Regions from separate parts of the Mus musculus genome. Here regions 1 and 2 are each linked to region 3. Evidence: chromatin loops called from intact Hi-C (ENCODE). Cell type or tissue: left cerebral cortex. All regions are shown on one strand. Each heading gives the region's core, and the rest is flanking DNA. Links, peaks and the distances in the headings are about the cores only.

Region 1 (7,211 bases), core at 864-5,863, 770 kb after region 3:
TCTGACCTCAAGCAGAACCCTCCACACAGAGAGATGCTGATGGCCTGAGGAGGAATAATTTAGGGGCCATGCAAACATCATGCGTCCATTTCCTGATTGTCATGCCAGCTTTAACCTTTAAGAACCCACTTATCTTGGTAAGGATTCAGCCCTTAGTTGTGGGGGTCCCTCTCCAGCTGTTTTTCCTCCACTCATTTGAGTAGCAGGAGACCCTTCCAGAGCATGTAGAAAGCAGGAAATGGTTGATAGAGGGTAAGTCTGTAGTTGTATATGCTTGTGAAAGCAGCAGTTGTAGCAGGCAGATCATTACCTACAGGGACACAGGGTGCTCTCCATGATCTCGGTGGCGTTCTTGAGGGAAAATATTGTGTAGCTAACAAAGGGAGGAAAATTCTATTAAAAACACAGCTTATCTCAAATCCACAATTCTTTTGAAAAACCTCAGCCTTATTGTAGATGATTGTATTCTGTGATTTCTCTTGACAGATGAGTGGATTTTTATATGGTTTAAGTCTTAGAAAATGCGTTTTCTATATGTTTCTTTTCACAGTGACTAGATGGTTTAAGTTAATTGAATAAGCCAAGAAAAACAACACCAACATGTGGTTGGGATTTTAGCTTTAAGTTCTTTATTCTGTCTTTTAGCTCTCATTTTCAGAAGTCACTATTACATCAGAAGAGACATTAACAGTAAATAGTATTATAATGTCTAGTTTCCTGTTTTGAAGCAAATATGTGGTCCTCCCAACTAGGTTCGGTTGTGTCTTTTTTATAGCATGTTTAACTCTGAGAAATCATTCTCTCTGGCTCACTGGTCGATGATCCCTTATAGTCCTTGCCATTGGCTGACATTTTTATTCTACAGATGGTACTAATTAAATAAGTGCTTCCCAAGGTACTTGTCCACTATTCTTTTTCTGAGGTCAAAATCTTCCTTTACCTTGGTTTTTCTCAGACTCTCTTGTCCCTGTTACCCTTATGCCTGCCCTGCCACATTTTTGCATAAAGTTTGACTAATCACTACTAGCAGTTCTAGTAGTCAACTACTGACCCTGGGACAAGGCCCTGGCTGATTGAGAGAATGGCATCTATTTTCACTCGCAGTATTGGAGGATTTGCTGTCACACACAAGGGATTTTTTTGCCTCCATGATAAGAAATAAAAAATCAAAAGAAAAGAGACGGTAAGCCTCTAAGATTTAAAAAAAAAAAAAAAAGTCAGTTGAAATAAGTAAACGATTCAAAAAAAAAGGGGGGGGGGAGCATTTATTTGCCTGCATAGGAGGACTGAATAGGTCCTTTTGTTGAATTGCTGAGGTAGTCCAAGTCTGGTAATTTTTCCATTAATCATGTGCACATAAGGGTGTTGTTTGTTTGTTTGTTTGTTTGACATGTTTTTGCCATGTAGTTCATACTGGCTTCAAATTCACAATCCTCCTGCCACCACCTCTCAAATGCTAGGAACATAGACAAAAAAAGAAAGGAAGGAAGGAAAGGAGGAAGAGGGAAGAGAAGGGTGGAGGGAGGGAGGGAGGGAAAACTTGTAAAGTCTTCTTTTCATGGGTCTTTGAGTTTCTTTCTTATGTAAAACAGGATCACTGGTCAGTTTATCTTTGGGAACCTGAGGTTGTCACACGCACCTGACCAGTTTGTGGTTTGTGTCCTCTAAAGAACAGTAGGCTTTATGAGGAAAGGGGAAAGGGTGTGGTTCCTTCTAAACATCCCTGATAAATAAGAGGCCCTGCTTTTACTATACTGGATAACCCGAGAGGTCCTGTCTGCTTTGGTTTGATTGGCTCCCTTGCTTATTTGCCTGTACAGTCAGACACATTGTGGTCAGGGATGTGTGCCAAGCAAACCTGTCTATCTCATGACTGGATAAGTAGAGAAAACCCGGAATGTCTGAAATTCCTATCTCCCGTGCAGTCAAGGCTACACCCCCACTGACAGCATTCCCCATCAGCCCCACATAGTACCTTGGTCTTGGTCCCAGCCTTTACTTCCTGGTCTTTGATAGTCATTCCAAATGCTCGTTATAGCAATAGGAAATTTCCTGTTATACTGAGGGGAAAATATGACATAATAACCTTTTTCCTTGTGGAAGAGTTACTATTTTGTTTTTTTGTTTTTTGTTTTGTTTTTGCAAAGGTATTACAGATTTCCATTCTATTTTCTGTGGTACACAAGAACGTCCTTGTTGTGGACAATATGTGGCCATGTGCATGGCTTTGGATTAGCTTGAGGATACACTGTCCCTGCTGCTTGTCTGAGTTGCCACCTTGCAAGTCAGTGCCACTTTAGTGGCTTCTTCTTGTTCTGCAATTTCCTTGGAAATTCCTATGGATATTATAGTACTCTGGACCAGATCACCAGGAATCCAAAAATATTGTCATGCCAATTAGTGTTCCTTAGGTAGAACGGACAGGCTGCTGCTCTAAGTGTGGAAGCCATGGAAACCTGTTGGCTGGAGACTTGAGTAGTGCTGTGTCGACTCTTCTTGAAGGATGTTCCCATTTCCCCTGAGGGAGGAAGGTGCAGTTCATCTGGAACAGCTCCCTCGGAAGGGTTTATACTTTTCCAAAGTTGCCCTTGAAACATTTCTTTGATAGCTATATATCTGAGCTTCTCTGATTTGAATTATTCTTTTTTTAACGTACGGCACCACACATAACCACTTTAGAGTTGCTGTCGGGAGTGACACACCAGATTGGTGCTAAGTCAGAGGATGAGTCATTTTAGGATTTTCAAGCAGCTCTAACTCCCTACAAAGATGCTCAAGACTCGAATTCTTACATTAGGATCATAGAAATAGTCAGGAGTATAGAGAAATACATCCAGGTATCCATTTATAACAGAGGGAGAGAGAGAGAGAGAGAGAGAGAGAGAGAGAGAGAGAGAGAGAGAGAGAGATGCACACACACACACACCTGCATTCACCCACATGCATGTACACATACCTCTCCATTTGGACATTTGTATAATTGAAGCAAATAGATAAAGAGATGCTGTGACTGTGCAGGGCATATTTATAATGGTCCATTTGTGCACGGTATCTAACAGGTTAACTCTGAGATGGATCATAAAAGAGCTTTGCATTTTCCTGGGAGCTGTGAGCATGGCCGTCATCCCGGTATAACTGTGAGTAAATGAGTTTGTGTGAGGCTCATATCCTTGGTGCTATACTTAGGGGCACTACCAAACCATCCCAGGGACAGAATGTTTAATAACCGTAGAGAAACTCACTGTCTCCATCTTTGCAGGGACTTTTATTTATTTTGCAATATGCTTTCCTAACCTGACCCAGGAGAGGTTTCACTTTACAAGACTCCAGCTGTGTCCCTGCTCGACAGAGGCTCTGCCAGCCAGGTGCTTCAGAGAGCAAGCTTCCAGCTAGGAGCCTGGACCAGCTGTGCTGGGATTGATCCCTGCCACACAGGAAACAACACTGATAGCCAGAACTAGGTCAGAAAACTGCCTCCCTCATCAACTCATGCCAGCTCCAGCTTGTGTCCTCATTTCCTGCATTGCTGATGCCTGTCCCCTGTTCTCTGTGGTCCCAGTCATGTGGCCTCAGTCTCAATGGCCCTATAGAGGTTTGTAAGCATCCACCTCGTGGCCAGAACACCACTCTCTACTTTGGAATGGTTTCCTGGTTAGACTAAGACAGAGAAGTCCATTATTAGCCAAGACATGAAGCAGTCAGCATCTAGCCATGGTTTGGCATCTCTGCTCGACTTCTTCCAACATCCCTGTGTTTAGAATTCATGTCTCATGTTCTAAACTATTTCTCTCCTGAATCGATTGGTTCATCATTGTCCATCATTGTCCTTTACTGGGATTAGTGCAATTTTCCTGGCCAAACATGTACTTGTAAAGCTACTTCTTGGGACTCTGTCCTAGTCAGGGTTTCTATTCCTGCACAAACCATCATGACCAAGAAGCCAGTTGTGGAGGAAAGGGTTTATTCAGCTTACATTTCCACACTGCTGTTCATCACCAAAAATGTTAGGACAGGAACTCACACAGTGTAGGAACTTTGAGGCAGAAGCTGATTCAGAGGCCATGGGGGGTTATTACTTACTGGCTTGCTTCCCCTGGCTTGCTCAGTCTGGTTTCTTATAGAACCCAGGACCACCAGCCCAGGGATGGCACCAACCACAATGGACCCTCCTCCCTTGATCACTAATTGAGAAAATACCTTACAGCTGAATCTCATGGAGGCATTTTCTCAAGGGAGGCTCCTTTCTCTGTGATAATTTCAACTTGTGTCAAGTTGACACACAAAACCAGCCAGTAGAGACTCCACTATCCCAGCTCTGTCTGTACAGGTAAATACTGGGCCGGGATACATAAGGTAATATTGGTTGGATCTCAGCAATCCATAATTACGTAAGCTGAAACTATTCTTCCTTCCCTAATACTAGAATGTGCCTCTCCTTTGTTGGATTTCTCTGCATCTGATCAGACTCAGCTCAGGCATCCATTCTCTACTGGGTCTACTGTGGTTTCTCCTCTTACCTCTGAGGTAGGATGCATGCCTTCTCTCTGGACCTTCAGAAGGCCCGTCACAGATGTCAGACATGTACTCATATGAATTAAGATTTCCTACATGAATATCTGTCATACCTGTCACCCACTTCCATAGTCTGTAGGACTCCCATGACTAACAAAATGCCTAGCACTATATGCAAACATTCAATTGTTTTCAGTGAATGAGTGAATCTCAGACTTGTGTCTCTGCATCCTCTATGTGTGGTGACTAATCCCTTATCTTGTTCCTTGTTGCTGTATACAAACCCTCAAGGTCCATTCCACTCTGCCATTTTTTACTCACTGGCTTCTGTATGTAAGGTACGACATCATTTCACCAACCTGGACCTAACGTTTGTGTTGCCCTTCAGTTCTGGCCACTGATGGATGGTCTCCAAGAAAATCCATTAAAGTTTCTACTGGTTTTGACAATGACCAGGATCCTGGAACAGACTCATAGCAATTTTTTTCTTTTTCTTTTTGCTTACAGACAGGAAATAATGTGATTCTCCTAATCTCTGACCCCTGGGAAGAAATGCCAAGTGTATCAACCCTCCTTCTTGGTAGAGAAATACAAAGGATTGAATGAATTGCCTTTAATACCTCTAATGATAATTAATGAGATGATGAAATATTTTATGGAGAAGGTTTTTTTGTAAATCCAACATCACTGTTTGAAAATTGAGCTGAATACGGTGTCCGCTAAGATCCACACTGTGCCTATCAGGAGCTCTTCTGAGCCTATGAGTCGGACACACCGACCCGCCATGATGCCGTGTTCTCAGCCCGTCTACTGTGCTTTTCTTTCCCTTGGCACATCAAAATTTAATATTTAGAGTGATGTTGAGTAGGTAAGACATACATTCCCGCTTTTAGAGACAGGAGAATTATTCAGACATTCCCCCTTGCCCCCAATAACTCTGCATCCTTGTAAGATTTCTACAGGGGTGTCATCATCAAGGGAAGGTCTCCTTTGTGAACAGTATTCTGTTATGCCCTCAAATCCCTGCAGGAAGTTGAGATCAGAGGGAAAGTATAAGAGAAGGGGCTGGTGGGCCTCAGTTTTTGTCTGTACAGAGTACTTGCTGACCAAGTTGTAGTCAAGCTTCCCTAGCTCTTTTGGGCCTTGGCCTGTTCAGTCAGCAGCTCTGGCTACCTCTGTGGAGATTAAAGAGCAGGCCAGCATGTCTCACTGTTCTGCCCAAGTGGACACTTAGAATCACATCTCGATGAGGAAGCGAACCACCATGAGGGTCACGTGTTAGATGTCGACGCCAGGATGTCATCTCTGGCCTCCATTCTGAGTGTATTCTAGCAAGCATGCTTCCTAGGCCTTCCTCTCGTCTTCCTGCCCCTCCTCTGTGCTTCCGTGTACAGAGTAAGAGGCTGCAGAAGGACCTCCCTCCCCCACCCACTGAACATATGGCTTCCTTTTCCTATATTCAGATTAACCGTCAACTTGATCCTCTTACCCAAGAATTCCTGAACTTGGGGTGTAAGGAGAGAGGGAGCCTGAGACCTGCCCTCTCTGGTCACTAGAACTCTAAGTCCCTTTTGCACCACCTTCCTACTTAGACTGCTGCCTTAAGCTACCTATCTCACACTTCCCACATTGCCACAAGGGTGAAAGGAGTGGGGGAGTAGTTTTCAATAACATTTATTGGTGTAAACCTGAAATGCAAAAGGGAGGAGTCAAAAGAGATACTCAAATATGAGAGAGAGAGCTGTTCGCATGGGCTCTCTCACCAGGGATGAGCCCACCGACAGGTCGCTCGATCCCGAGAGGTCAGCTCTAAACACATTACATAGAAGCACTCCTTAGGGACCACTGAGGTGGTTTGCCCTCACAGGAGCATTAGGAGGGTAGAGCTCGTCTCCTCTTTCCCATCTTCCTGACTGGGGCCATGGTTTACCCTGGGAATGAAGGGCTGCCACTGTGTCTCATTTCTTTCAGCCGCATTTCATTCCAGGTGGGGGAAAAAAAGAAAACAGACACCGTGTTCTTCTTCTCTTTACCTCATGCCCATTTATAAGACATAAGTTCACCCTAGGAATAGATAGCACCCCAAGTATGTAAGGTCTGGGTCACCCTCTCCCATATTATTGACATAGAGGTTTTGCCTCCAGAAAGGACACCAAAAAACCATAAAGAAAACATGCTCACACACACACTCACACATACCACCAGAGACTACTACGGGGAAAAGCAAGCCCCTACGTCCTGCAGCACTGAAAAATGTACAGCGGAGGGTGCCCAGGAACAGAGATGACGGACCTCAAGGATGAACTTGCAGCTCTGCCAGAGGGAACTCACTTTATGTAGAGCATGGAGAACTCCGTGCCTAAGGATGTTGTCTAAAGCGGTAAACATCATGGTGGGAGCAATTAAGGAGGCACTCGAGGACTTTTGATGCAAGCAGCAAAAAGCAAAACAGCAGGTCAAGCAACTCAAGGGAGAGAACAATGCAAAGAGAGAGCCACAAGAACCTCCTAGGGCCCTATAACCCTCTCAGTCTGGATGCTGTTTGCTGTGCTAGGCTGTAGTCACAGAGGCGAATTAGGACACAGCACAAGCCAGCCGAAAAGCCTGTCTAAACCACACATGTGTCAGTTAGCACAGGGCAGGGTGTGCCCTGGTATCAGAGGCTTATCACCAAAATCTAAAGCATTAGCTACTCCTAG
Region 2 (7,211 bases), core at 1,527-6,526, 410 kb after region 3:
TGTTTTTGAAGAAAAGGAAAATCTACATTAAAGAAAATAGATTGAGAAAGACATTACAGTGCCTAGGTAGGAGGCTATGGAAGCCCAATAGGTTTCTATACTAGAAATGGAAATCAAGATGGATTCAAGAGCTGTTTAAACAGAGGAAGAGGCCAACCGTGGTTGTGGATGGAGGCTGACTTGTGAGTGTGAAGTCTATTGTACTGTGTAGTTCTCTGTTGTAAGTCCTGGTGACCTGGTGGATGATATCGTCATGGGTGAATACAATAAGTCTTTTTAATTTTCACTACTGCCTCGAACAAAAGACCTTAAAAATGCTGAGCAAGTGGTTTACCTCTGTGCTGAACCCATTGCCAGGAAGAGAAATCAGTTTAAAAGAAGGGGAAAGTAGATGATATATTAATCCCGAGGTATCTGGAAAAATTCAGGTGGATTTTCCTAGCAGGTTTTGGGATTCACAAATATTAAGCCTAGTGGAGATGTAAAGACTGGAAGGAGATATACAAGAGTTCCCAGTTAAAATAGACACTCACGTCTTTCATGGTTACTTTTCAGATAGTCCTTCGGTTTTTCTTTCACTGTGTGGTTGTTTACTTGTATTTTTTTTTTACCTGCTTCACCATGCCATGGTCAAGGCAGAATGCCACCATTTTTCTTTAGATAGAAAATGAGAGATTACCCAGCAGGAAATCTGTCTGCCTGTGGTCTCAAATGTCCTGCTCTTGCCATCATGTTTGCTGACTTAGCCAACACCAAGAAAGAAGATAAAGAATAGATAAAGAGGATAAAGAATGTTTATCCTCCAGAAGAGGATAAATATTTTGGGGGGACTTACATGGTTAGAGAGCATTCTCATGCAGCCTACTCACCAGAGTGCATCTTCAGGAACTGGAGTGTGCAGCTGGGTGAAGTGTTTATATGACATGTCTCTGGCTACTATTGATGATCACTACAAACTTGGTGGCTAGAAGACATGTCAAGTAATCTTACAGCTCTGCGGGTCAGAAGTCTGATATCAGGTGAAGTGGGCTAAAATTGAGATCCTAAGATACCACTCTATCTTAGAGGCTGCTGAGGAAAGCTGTTCCTCTATTGGTTTGTAAGCTTCAGAAACATACATTCCTTATGACTGTTCTCCTCTAAATACAGGGTTCACAGACTGCAGAATCCCACCTCTGCTTCCTGCTTTTCCATTCCCTAACCCTCATCTGATAGAGACCATTGTCCGTATAAAGACTCAAAAAATAAAGGCAGATAATCTTTCTGTCTCAAGATTTTTAACTCAATCTTATCTACAAAGTTTCTTTTCCCACAGAAGGCAACATTGACCGGGGACATCTTTTCATGCATTATTCAGTTAACACACTATGACAGAAAGGATCACAGCTGACTAGCTCTCGCTTGTGCATGGCTTATATTCTACTTATATAAATAATTATTCACATGGTAGATACTAAGTAACATTTTAAAAGTCAAACAAAAGCAAGCACATGGATAACAACAAAGACAAATGCTACCAGCTCTCCTTATAAAATATTATTTGTTTCAAAGTGACTGCAGGAATAGGTGACCTCTTAAGCACACATATAGCAATTATAATGCAAACTCAATAGCCAGTCAATGGACTAGATGTCTATCCTTTTTTTTAATCCAATATCAAATTCTTCTTCTATGAACTCTCTGATCTTATTTTGATGAATTTTCTATGTCTAATCCCATGTCGTCTGAAAGACTGGTATAGCCATGTACATGGACACAGAAGACTCAAATGTATTCTTCTTCCTCCTGGTACAGCCAAGCAGTCAATGCCTCTTTGAAGCCTGGATGTTCAGACACTTGAGCCAATGATAAGTCATGGTCCATTGGTGGGAGAATAGAACAAACCATTGACGTTCTCTCTTCGTGAGTCTGTGATAACAATCTAAACTCTCTCTAGCTCTCTTGATTCCTCCCTGTGAGCACTGTGTCAATTCCTGCCTGCTACTGACACTGGGTTTGAACTACAATTCTCTAATTCTGGAAGATTTGCCTATCTTTCTGAAGAACAGTTTTCACTTATCTTAATCGTTTTTGATTTCTATCACACTACACTCGGAAGATCTTCACAAAAGTAATACTGTATAGAGATTATTATTCAGACATTCAAATTTTGTTTTCTGAAATCAAATACTCTACCATTGAGGTATAGAGAATTTATTGTATGAAAAAAAAACCTATTCACAATGAAGACACAAAAGAATTTTGGTTTCTGGTAAGTTGTAAGTTATTTTGTTCTCACTAAAGTTATTTAATTTATGTTAAGGCTTAATAATTATGAATATTTTCTGTAATAGATGGCATTACTTTTAAAATATCTTTGGATTCAACATATTTCTAAGCCTGTAAAACCCCTGTAGTTGCCCTTTTCTATTTATGAAGACTTTTCAGAAGCCTTTTCTGGAAGCCAGATAGGAAGGGCAGCATCCCTACATTGTCATCCTTGAATTGGTTGGGGATATTTGTTAGAACGCCAAGAGTTTACCTCTGTTTAGTAGCTTAATTTCTCTCTCTCTCTTTAGTGGAAAATCACTTAGCGAAACTGTGGAGATTATTTATCTGAGTCATATTTTTATGGAAACTGCTTTTCACTTCCGTGCATTTTTAGAAGTGTTTTCTTTAAAAGAATATTCTATTAATATTTATAATTAGATAGCACACAAAACAGATGCTAAGTCTTATAACTTTCTGGGTACAATTACATAAAGAAGATTATATACTTTTCATCATAATGTCGTCCCTGGGAGCTGAAGAACAAAGGGTTTTCTCTCTGAACATGCCATTTCTTTTTGGGAGTGGAAATGAACAGGAAGATAGCGATTAGCCACAATTAACCAGTTTAGCATGCTAATGTTGATCCTGAATGTCATACTTAATGCCTAGTGTAGTATTGAGAAGAGCACCGCACTGTGCGAGTTCGTAATTGAGTGACATGTTGGCCTTTGTTTTATTTATTTTTTAAATTCTCAGCTAACCTGCCTATTACCCTGGTCCTTCCGTGATGTTGGTGGGTCCTTCCTTTCTCCCTCTCTCCCTCCTTTCCTTCCTTCCTTCCTTCCTTCCTTCCTTCCTTCCTTCCTTCCTTCCTTCCTTCCGAGCTTAGTTGTATAGTGTTCAATATTCACAAACGTGAATATTACTAAAGCCAGAGAACAGAAGGAACAGAATTCATTTTTCTTTTCTTTCATTAAAATAGTGAATGAATGAAAAATACATTGGTTAATCTAATCCATATAACCTGTCCAAGAGCTGTAAAGATGAGGAAAGCTGAGTAGCCAAAGAAGAACGGTTTTGAGTGTTGGTGTCAGGTTTTAAGCCTTCTATGATGCATGAGTCCATGTGTCTCCTTCCTAAGTGGTGACTTCAAGGGCTACTTCTACTGTGGGCTCCGAGGATGGAGAGAAGGAGAGCTTTCCAACAACCATTTGCCCTCAGACAGGGTCTGCGGATGGACCCTGTGCCAAGGTCTGCTTTCTCTACTTAGAATTGCAGAGTAAGGAAAGAACGCTGGGCAGTCAGGAGCGGAAGTTTACTTCCCCCCAAGATACAGCGCAAGGGTACGCATAGGTCACGCCCACTAGCGGGTGGCGGCCCCTGGCTCCGGGCTGAGATGCTGGCGTCCGCTCCCGGGAAGGCGCGGACATACTTGCGGACGGAGGCTGAGCGGGCGCGAGCGCACCCTCCGGGAGCCGCCAGCGCCTCCCCGCGGCCCGGGACGCCCGTGCCTTGGCCAGGACCAAGGCCAGCGGCCACTTCGTAGCAGCCGGAGCGGGTGGGAGCGCCTGGCTTCTGGCCGTGGCCGCCGCCCGCCCGCCGGCTCCCGTGGTTGGGCGGAGGAAGCGCGGGACTCCTCCTCCCCGCCGTATTAACATGCACCCAGGGGCGGGTGACCAGCCCAGCCTCGCCGCCCCTGCCCGCCGCGTCCCGGCGCTCAGCCTCCGCTCCAGAGGCGAGCGCTGCGCTTCGGGCGCCGCAAGCCCGAGGACGCGGCCTCGCAGCCACCTTCCGCCGGCGGGGAGCGGCAGGACCGGCGGCGCGAGCGGCTGCCGCCACCTCAGCGCCTGCTTGGGCTCCTTCCCTTCACCTCGCTGAGAAACGTCCCGTACTGCGGGTTCACTGCTCTGGTCCTCGCTCCGAGGCTCGTGGGACGGACTGACAGACGGACGGAGCAGCGACGGACAGACTGCGGGCAGCGGTAAGGCAATGCCAGGCTGCGCGGCGGGGCTGGGGCGTGCGCGGCGGCGGCGGCGGAGGCAGCGGTGGCAGCGGTGGCGCGCTGGGTGGCTGCTGCTCACCTCCTGCTGCGAGGTCGCGGCAGCCCTCGCATCCTAGGGACTGCGGGCCGCCTCTGCTGGCCATTGGCCGGCTCTCTCAATTTCATGACTTCTGCCCCGGGAGCACGTCTGGTCCCCGTGGTGACCCTGGGATTCCTGGGACCAGCATACCCTTCCCCGGGCAAAGGATCTTCGCAGCTCCCTAGGGTGTTCGAGAAGGGACAGATTTTTAACTGAGACAGGGTCCCTGGAGGGGGCGGGGGAAGGGACAAGAACGCGGGTCCTATGTCTCCATCAGCTTCAGCCAAATTCATACCCGGTTCAGCACCTTGTAGGCAATGGCAGCTGCTCACTGCAGGGGACTTCGCCAGGGGCTCCCCAGTCCTTTGCAAAGCAAGTTGTTGCACTCTTTTTGTGTGACACTTTTGGCATTGGTTGTGAAGAGCGACCCCTTCCCTGTGTGTGTAAGAAGGGAAAAAAAAAGACACAAAGACAGTGGCACAGAGAAACACAGAAGAGAGAAAGGGTCGTGGGGGGTGGGGTCTCCGGAGAGTCTCTGAGGCCAACTGCCCGCGAATCGCGTGGCGTGGCGGGCGATGAGAGTCTGTATTCCGAGGACCAGATAAGTGACTGGCGCTGGAGCCGGGACCAATGGGAACCTCTCCCTGCTCCGGGTTGAGCCAGATAACAAATTGCACTTTCATGGAGGGGTGGCTGCAGCTGTGAGGAGGACCTTAAGGGCTATGAAGACCCTGCATTCAGGACCCGCAGAGAGCGAGCGGTTCTGGTCTTCACGTTGTTCATGAGGCCGTGGGAAGGGGGCCCGTGTGCCCGCCCCAGAGGCACTGAGCGCCTGTGCCCGGAGGGCGTCGCGCTGGCCCAGGATGCCTGCTCACCCCTTGCCTGGCCTGGAGCGCTGCGGAATTTTCTAAGAAGGGGAGAGCATGTGGAACAGGAGGGGTGGCATACTTAGGAGGACCAAATCGCTGTCGGGTGAGAGGTTATGTCTCTAATGAACCCCCCTCCCCCTTAAGACTGTTCATAGAGAAACTGGTTCTGAGCCCCCAGAGGCTGCCAATCATGCCTCCTGGCCTATCAAATGAAGTTCCAACAGAATTACAAGATGGATAATAAAAGTCACAATTAAGAGACAGCTCTCTAGCATTTGTGGTCTTCATGAATGACTTCCTAGAAGAAGATGATGGGCCATTCAAATGGAAATAACGAATACTTAAAGCTTAGAAGTAGGGAACGGAATTTAAGTCCAAAACCAAACATCTGGCACCCATGCCCAGTCCATTTTTGTTTTGTTTCTGTTTGTTTTAGATCAGAAAGGAGGTGCTGTAAAGAACAGCTTTTGGACAGTTATTTATATCACGACTTCAGTCTCAGGAAGCAACTTGCTATTGCCTCTGATCGTTTTTTGTGTAGATAACAATAGTGTCTATCCCAACGTAGATGGAAATGACAGGCAGGCAAGGAATGATGAAACCGTTCTAGTTTCTACAATACCAGAGGAAAGTGGTCTTCGTGTAACGCTGTTAAAAAAGGAATTCCAATACATTCAAAACATGCTCAGAATTTAAGTTCTTAAAATTTTAAAGCTGTGTTTGGGCCCAGAGAATTCAAACGTTGGAAGGAAATGAGGTTGAATAGAAATCTGGTGTCCATAGCTTGCTTCTTCATTATTTTTTGGATTTGCTGGTTTAGTTTAAAGTTTGCACAAGCCACTACCTTAAGTACTAATTCCAAGTTCTAGGCCCGAGATTCTGTGAAAATCTTTGAAGCTAAGTGGCTTGCCTAAGGGAAAATAAGTAACCTTGCAGGAGAAAAAGGCTTGCAAATGCAGGCTAAGCTTTAAAGATCACCTTTGCATCTCTCTCTCTGTGATTCTAAGATTTGCTGTTAAGTAAAGTATAGGCAACGTGGGGAGGGAGTGGGAGAGGGACATGACCAAAATATATTGTATATTTGTATGAACTTTCAAAAACATAAAACACGGGCAACATAAATCTTGGCAAAATGAACAAACGTTTTGAAAGATCTTTACTAAGTACTTTACTGAGTACTTTACCGACAAAACTTTTCCAATTATATTCAAGCTTTTGTGCTTGGAGGGAAGGACAAGGGCATGAGCACTCCCTGTGGGGACTTTGATGGCAGAGCTCCTCTCATTTCTCCCTCCAAGATTCATCTTATTCTAGAAGCATCAACTAAAAACATTATGAATCACACCAGCAGTCATTCTAAGCAAGTGGAAGGAGGACCTCACAATATTATGCAGGGAAATCCCACAAACCCACTTGCTTTGCCTTCTAAATTCTGGTGATTTGTGTTTCTCACTGCATCCAGATTTAGGGACAGAAACAGTGAGGTTTGGATCTGTTAAGTGCATACCTTTGTTCCCGAAAGCCATCAAGACTGATATTTTAAATAAAATTAACACGGCACAGACAGGATTGTCTGATAAATAACTCAGGGACAATACAGTAGTGGTGTGACCACTGCTTGATAAAGTTATGCGCCACATTTTTTTTTCTTAAATAAGAAACTCCTGTGTACTCCGGGTTGCTGTTTTCCTTTGTCTAGGTGTATGTCTCATTTCCTCGATACTTTGTAATTGAGAAAGAAAAGCAAAGTGCTGCTCTTTGTTTCTATTATAAACTCAAACTCACATTGTGTTGCTTTAATGACTGCTCTCCTCAATTGTGTTAAGCTGTCTCAGAAGGCAGAGAATTAGCTTTCAATCAAGAGGCTTCCAACTGGAAGATTCCATGAAGATTTCATTTTCTTTATAAATCGTACACGTCCTGAGTTTTAAGGGAACCCAACCAGTCAATGAAAGAGAGTAAAGAAATAAGAGAGTTCACAACTACACCATCAAAACCAGGTTATTGGGGA
Region 3 (7,211 bases), core at 1,492-6,491:
CCTGCTTGTGTATTTGTGTGAGAGTATCAGATACCCTGGAACTGGGTTACATACAGTCATGAGCTGCCAAGTGGGTTCAGAGAATTGAACCCTGGTCTTTTGGAAGAGCAGCCAGTGTTCTTAATCACTGAGCCAACTCTCTAGCCCCTGTATTCTAATTTTTATATTAAAAATTTTCACAGTTATATATAGGAAACCCCATAGTATTTTCAGGGCTTAGCACTATTTTAGGCTTCAGGTGTCCAATGAAGCTGTGGACCCCATTCCTCATATACAAAGAGAGAAACTATACTCAATGCAGATGAGTCCAAGTGGGAAGGCTGGGTGCTGGGGTAACATCCAGGCCTTGAATGTGTGGCATCACCCAGCTTTTCAGGGACTTCATTTTCTAAGTCTGCAAAAGCCATGATTGAGAAACGTCAGCAGAGGGTGGAACTTTGTCAGAATGAATGTGACAATGGCCTCCAGGGCGCCTGGGAAGTTTGCTGGACTGAGTAAATGCAGGCTGCTATGACTCAGTCATCTGAAATCAGATGACACACTGTCATAAAAATAATAACACCCTCCCAGTCCCCACTTTCCCCTGGGAAGACACTAAATTGCCCATGATTCATTTCTGGTACTCCACCATCTTTCTTTTATGTTCTAAATCTGGGCCCTGTGAAAATTTCAAAATCATATATTCATTCATTCTTTGAGGATTTTATGCAATCTATTTTGACCATATTTACGGCTCCCAATCTGCCCCCCCCCCCCACCTCCAGCTTTACCTTTCATCTAACCTTAATTCTCCTTGTTTTTCTTTCTAAATAGCTCATTGTGTCTAGCTCATGCTGCCCAACGACTCTTGGTCGTGAGGGCCGTACAGGACTGGGTTGATATACCAGGGCTCCATTAAAGAAAGCATCCTTGCCCTCCCCCAGCATCTATGAAATACGAATAGCTCCTTAGCTAGTGTTGGGGTTTGCTGTCAACCCATGCTTGGGTTTTGTCTGCCTTGAGCTTGCCCAGGTCTTGCACAACTGTCATATTCACTGTGAGGTTTACATCGGTACCTGCCTTGTTTTACCTGAAAAATGCTGTTTTGTTGAAGTCACCCACCACCTCTGGCTCTTCAAAACCTTCCTGCCTCCTCTTCCCTGAAGATCCCCGAGCCCTGGGAGGAAAGTATTGTATGTATGTCCTATTTAGGCTGAGAACTCTTCTACTGAGCTTTTTGCAGTCTCAGTTCTGGTTGCTAAGATGCCTGTGATTCAGTTATTTGCTGAAACCCCTATGGATGGCTTTGTCTGGACCCTGAAGCACTATGCTAACTCTGCTAATGGGGACCTGATGAGCTTGCTCACCTGGACACGGCTTAACAGCCCTTTAAGCCTCTTTGGCATCTTGTGAGCTTGTGCTAATATAGCTCAGAGAAATTGCACACAGAAAATCTCATCTAACCATCTAAGCCTGACATGGGATGGCTTTTCCTTTTCTTCCTGTTGGTTTAAAAGATGGCCAAACATATAATCATATCTGACACAAACCCTCCTATGTGTCAAGTCACAAACTGCGTTGGATAAGGCTTACTTAAGTCTTAAAAAATGAAAACTTGGTTGGTGGTGGCGCATGCCTTTAATCCCAGCTCTTGGGAGGTAGAGGCAGGCAGTTTTCTGAGTTCGAGGCCAGCCTCGTCTACAAAGTGATACCAAAGTGAAACCCTGTCTCAAAAAAAAAAAAAAAACCTTAAAAAATTAAAACTTGTGGTTGCTTCTAGTAATTGAAGAAGAGAAGCCATTTTGCTCTTTTGGATGCTGCAAAATTCAGGTTTGCAAGGGAATCCAGTATTTGAGCTCTGACCTGTCACCTGCATGGCATCTGTAGATCAGGCAGTGCTATCAGGGAAAGGATATTGAGGGGCTGGTACCTCAGAGCTCGGAACCTGGTCCATAGGTTGCTGATGGATGAGGAAAGAGACATGGCTCAGAAAATGTGTGTTTTTACTGTCAAAGATTTTGTCCCAAACCAATAGATATCTGTCAAGGACCTAGGAGGGCCTTGTATTGAGAGAAGACATCCAGAGAAAAGGCTGGCCCAAGGTTTGCACTGCAGATCAAATAAACATCTCTGAGACCCATGTGCTCCACACAAGTCACAGCTTTTAGTCCTCTGTTGGTGAGGAGCAGCACCTGATACGAGTAAGTGGTGTTAGGGCCTTGTCCTCAGTGCCCAACTCCCAGCCCAGGTACACAGAGCAGCTGACCAGGCCTCTGGAACTGGGGGCATGGTTTTGCTTGCCCGTTTAGCCACCGTGAGGGTTTCAGATCTTGCGTTCTTGGGGACCCATCTTCTGCATCACTTACCAGTTCCTGGAAGCTGTTCACAGTGTTGGTTCTTAAGGTTTGGCTTGAAATGGAAGCCAGCATTGCTTTAGTCTCTCACCCCCAGCAGGGGACCTCTAGACCCCCAGAGCCATCTGACTGTATCCAGTAAGAGAGAGGGAAGGGAAAGAACTCAAGAGAGGGATGCACCATACAGGCTCTCGGTCAGTAGGTCCTGATCCCATCCCATTCTTACACAGGCTCTCGGTCAGTAGGTCCTGATCCCATCCCACTCTTGCACAGGCTCTAGGTCAGTAGGTTCTGACCCCATCCCACTTTTCTGGGGCAGGAAGAGAGAAGCAGGAGGCAGACAAAGAGGAATGAAATAGGAAGAGATTTCAGGGCAGAGAAGATCTCAGATTTGAACTCTGTCTCTGATAGTCTGACCCATCTATACTGAATTTATATTATACTTGCAGAAGTGCATCCACTGAGAATATTTCTCTTCAACCTGTAGTCCTCTGCTCCCATTTATACAGTGGCTTCTTGTTAAACTCTTATCTGTTGCACAATATAAACTCTCGGTTGATATTCCACACAGTGAGTTCAAATTTGGGTGTTTCGAATCCTTTGAGAGAAGTTTCCTATTATCTCCCAAGAATAAGTCTTTCTTACCAGACTTTGTGTAGGAGGTAGGAGGAATTGCAAGCAATGGACACTTCAAGGACCATGTAAGTCATTAGTTCTAGTGTCTGAGAAAAAGAAGAATCACTAAACAAAAGGTTCAAGTGCAGACTAAGTGACCCTTGTTTGCAGAGTCCTCTACAGAGCCTAGCTAGAACACAATGGCCAGCCAATGTATAAGAAGACAGTTTTAGAACAGGATACTCTGAGCCGCGCCCAACGGGTAGATAGTGAGCTGGAACACGTGCTTTTATTTTCTATTACAAGAAGAAAGCTAAACTCCTTAGCTCTATGTAAGTCTGCTAAACAACACATCCTTAGTTCACAGGTCCACAGTGACAACTTTCTCTAAGGCTTTAGAAGCACCCAGGGGTGGTATAGTGCCTCGCCAGACACTTTTCCAGCTAGGCTGGTCAGAAACCCCAACACCACCAACTGAAGCTAACAGCAAGCAAGCATCTTTGTTGAGTTCCCAAGTGAGAATCCACAACATCACATGATCAATTGCTCTCCAAAGCATCATGGTGTCAATTAGATGCACCCCTTCTCGCTTCAGACACACAGAGATTCTGCTTATTGGCCTTGGTTGTCAAGGTCACAATGACCTTGCTAGGAAATGTGATCAAGGCAAGTTTCAATCCCCCTCCCCTCTCAAGGGTTTTACTTCTGTCTGTTTAGTGATGAGAAATGGAAACACTTGTCCACAAAAGGTTTATACATAATATTCTCAACAACCTTATGAATGCCCCAAACTGAAAATAGTTCGAAGTCTGCCAAGTTAGATAATATCTACAATTTGGTCTGTTTATCTAATGGGACAGTAGAAACAAGCAGGCAAGCACAAACTACTGATACTGACTCACAGGAGAGGGGAAAAATCCAGCTTATAATCCCCCACTTCAGCTGCTCCATGTGTGTAGGTTCTCATTTACAGGACCCATCGCCTTTAAAGGAAGGGAACACATTCTTTTGGCTATTAGATGGACATTTGTGCTCAGCCTCGGTGTAGGTAGTACATGTATCCACTAGATGGCAGACGTGATCTGGGAAGATCCATGGGAACAGTTGCTGCATTTCAAGGTCTCCCTTATATGCTCAGGGAACTGGCCAGCCCTAAGTGTAGCTGTCCAGCAACCATGGATGAACTGGGTCTACTTGAAAGGGGGGCTGGAAATGAAAAAGGACGGGCTGGCAAGAGAAGGATGAAGCCAAGACAAAGATTTCTGATCAAGGCTCAAACTTTAAATTTCAGCTCTGCGTTCATGTAGGCAAAACCCACAGACCCATCCTTTGTTTCAGCTGGATTGAGTAGCAAAGCAAGCTGAGCAGGCGGTCAACTCCTCAAAGCTCTGGTAGGGAACTGCAAATGCGGTGAGGCCAGGACCCACTCCAGCCAAGTTGTAAAACCTTGGAGGGTTTGTTTAGCCTTAAGTGTAAGGGCACACTTAAGATTGGCAAACGAGGACTCAATGGGGCATGACCTTAGCCAAAATGGAACCTAAAGGGACCATCTCCAGTAGATAGACAGAGCCCCCAGTGGAGGTAAGGGGTCACCAACCTACCTTCAAACTTTTTGGCCCAGAATTGTCCCCAACTAAAAGAAATCCAGGCACAAAAATGGAGCAGAGATTGACAGAAAGACCAATCAGTGACCTGTCCATGCCATGCACAGGTACCAAAACCCTGAAACTATTCCTGATGCCATGTTTTGCTTGCAGACAGGAGCCAAGCATGGCTTTTGAGAAACTCAACCAGCAGCTGACGGAGACAGATGCAGATACTTTATAGCCAACCATTGGACTGAAGTTGAGGACCTCTAATGGAAGAGTTAGTGGAAGGATTGAAGGAACTGAAGGGGATGGCAACCCCATAGGAAGAACAACTAACCTGGACCCCCTAAGAGCTTCCAGACCCTAAGGCACCAACCAAAGAATATACATGGGTTGGAACATGGCCCTTGGCACATAATGTAGAGAGGACTGCCTTGTCTGGGCTCAGTGGGAGTCTAATCCAGTAAAGACTTGCTGACCCAGGGAAGGGGGATGGAGGGTGGTTAACTAAGGGTGGGTGGGTGAGGGGGTGGGGTGGGTGAGCACCCTCTCAGAGGCAAAGGGGAGGGGGATAGTATGAAAAACTCTTGGACGGGGTGTAACATTTGCAATGTAAATAAATGAAACAATAAAAAAAATAATCCTTTTGGGCTGAAGAGATGGTTCAATGGTTCAAGCACTGACTGCTCTTCCAGAGGTCCTGAGTTCAATTCCCAGTAACCACATGGTGGCTCACAACCATCTGTAATGGGATCTGATGCCCTCTTCTGGTGTGTCTGAAGACAGCTACAGTGTACTCATAGAAGTAAAAAAAATAATTTTTTAAAAAAATTCCTATCCCCTTTGGGGCCTACAATCCTTCCTCTTGTTGTTCCATAAGAGTCCCCAAGCCCCATCCACTGTTTGGCTGTGGGTGTCTGCATCTGTCTGAGTCAGGTGCTAGGTGGAGCCTCTCAGAGGACAACCATGCTAGACTCCTGTCTGCAAGCAAAACAGAGCATCATTAATAGTGTCAGGGATTGGTGCTTGCGCATGGGATGGGTCGGTTATTGCTTGGCCATTCCCACAGTCTCTGCTCCATCCCCCATGCCTGCATTTCTTGTAGACAGGATGGTTTTGGGGTTGAAAGTTTTGTGGGTAGGTTGGTGTCTCTATCACTCCACTAGGGTTCCTGCCTGGCTACAGGAGGTGGCCTCTTCAGGTTGCATATCCCCAGTGTGGTGAGTCACAGCTAAGGTTATCCCCATTTATTCTGGGGTACCTCTTCTACCCCAGGTCTCTGTCTCATCTTAGAGCTGACCTCCCCCTTCCATCAGTTGCAGATATCCACTCATTTTTCATGGCCATTGAGCTGTCACTCCTGACCTTCCCCACACCTGATCCCGAATTCCCCATCTGCCCTCCCTCCCAGTTCCCTCCCTCCATCTGCCTCTTATGACTATTTTATTCTGCCTTCAAAATGAGATTCAAGGTTCCTCCCTCAGTCTTCCCTCTTGTTTAGCTTCTCTGGGTCTGTGGAGTGTAGTGGTACCAGTAAGAAGACCAACAAAGTCAACTGACTGGGCCTTTCAGGCTCTCAATGTCTGAACCGCTAACCAAAGCACATACAGGGGCTGGACCTTTGCCTCTTCACTCATATGTAGCACATGTGCTACTTTCATATGGGTCCTGAAGTCGGGGGTTATCCCAAAAGCTATTGCCTGTATGTGGGCTATGTTCTACTAGCTGGACTGCCTCAGTGGAAGAGGAAGCACCTAGCCTTGCAGAGACTTGAAGTGCCAGGGGTGGGGGATACCTAGGAGGGGCTCCATCTGCTCAGAGGAGAAGGGGAGAGGGGATGAAGGAAGGATTGTGGTAAAGGAGCTGGGAGACTGGCTTCCAGAAGCTGGAATTCAACAATAGCTTTTCCCATAAGTGCTCAAAAGCATCAGATGTGGGCAGTGAAGCTCCCAGAGGAAGCCCCACTGAGCCCAGGAAAGTGATAACACATCTAACCCCCCAAAAATCTGGAGAAAGGAGGCAGAGTCATGTTTCTAGGAGAAATGGCAAGGGGGCAGAAAGGAATTTTAAGGGACCAGAAGGTATAAAAGGGAAGGCAGAGGTGGCAGGACAGCAGACACTGGTCTGGAGCAAGACCAGGAGAGGAGAGTGCCAGGGACCTCCAGAGGTGAAACTGGGATGTATTTGCAATACTTTCCTGGTTCTCTCACCATGCCCTTCCTGTTGCTAGGAGAGATGCCAGTTGAGTGGATTCTGACTTCCTGGCTTGAAGGAGAAACGTGGGAAGAAAAAAAGATGCAACCCAGTTCACAATCAACACAGGGCATAAAGAATCCCTGTGATGGGCAGAGCAGAGCTGTGTGGAGGGTGGGGAATGATGGATAACACTGAACACACAAAGTGAAGAGGGGCTTTCTAGTTCCCCTGGGCATATTTGAAGACTAACCGAACAGTGTTGATAGTGTATGAAAAAAATAGGGATACTGCTGTTCCCAGAAATGGCTGAGGACATTTACTGTAGGTATGAGGAAGAGGGCAGCCAGAGGCATCTGAAAGGGTCCAGATTGAGCTGGGCCATGAGGAGAGAGGGGGGAGGAGAATGGGAGGGGGGATTATCGGTTTCTAGGAACCAGGAGCTAAGAGGGCAAAGAGAGGGAGAGCAGCAAGAGACACA

Evidence for each region. Hi-C counts contacts between places; a loop is a spot of excess contacts. Peaks named below come from ENCODE experiments on the same cell type or tissue, not always from the same donor. Only the 100,000 strongest peaks of a DNase experiment are listed, where the experiment ranks them.
Region 1: a loop joins it to region 3, with 3.0 times the contacts of the local background. A loop is called at or near these places in 5 of 42 quality-filtered maps.
Region 2: a loop joins it to region 3, with 3 times the contacts of the local background. A loop is called at or near these places in 5 of 42 quality-filtered maps.

What each region holds. Positions count from the first base shown.
Region 1 is chr17:70,330,958-70,338,168 of GRCm38, forward strand. It overlaps a transcript of Dlgap1 not described here. Among named protein-coding and RNA genes, the nearest start is that of Dlgap1, 90 kb to the right of the region's middle. In left cerebral cortex, for the core only: no CTCF peak of the experiment used is centred there; DNase peaks (open chromatin) are centred at 1,857, 2,671 and 3,445; H3K27ac peaks cover 297 bases.
Region 2 is chr17:69,965,440-69,972,650 of GRCm38, forward strand. It overlaps a transcript of Dlgap1 not described here. Among named protein-coding and RNA genes, the nearest start is that of Gm36594, 45 kb to the left of the region's middle. In left cerebral cortex, for the core only: a CTCF peak has its summit at 3,718; DNase peaks (open chromatin) are centred at 3,787, 4,215, 4,625, 4,992 and 2 more places; H3K4me3 peaks cover 3,176 bases; H3K27ac peaks cover 2,254 bases.
Region 3 is chr17:69,559,324-69,566,534 of GRCm38, forward strand. No RefSeq gene overlaps it. Among named protein-coding and RNA genes, the nearest start is that of A730049N16Rik, 87 kb to the left of the region's middle. In left cerebral cortex, for the core only: CTCF peaks have their summits at 4,005 (motif pointing right) and 5,339 (motif pointing left); a DNase peak (open chromatin) is centred at 4,028.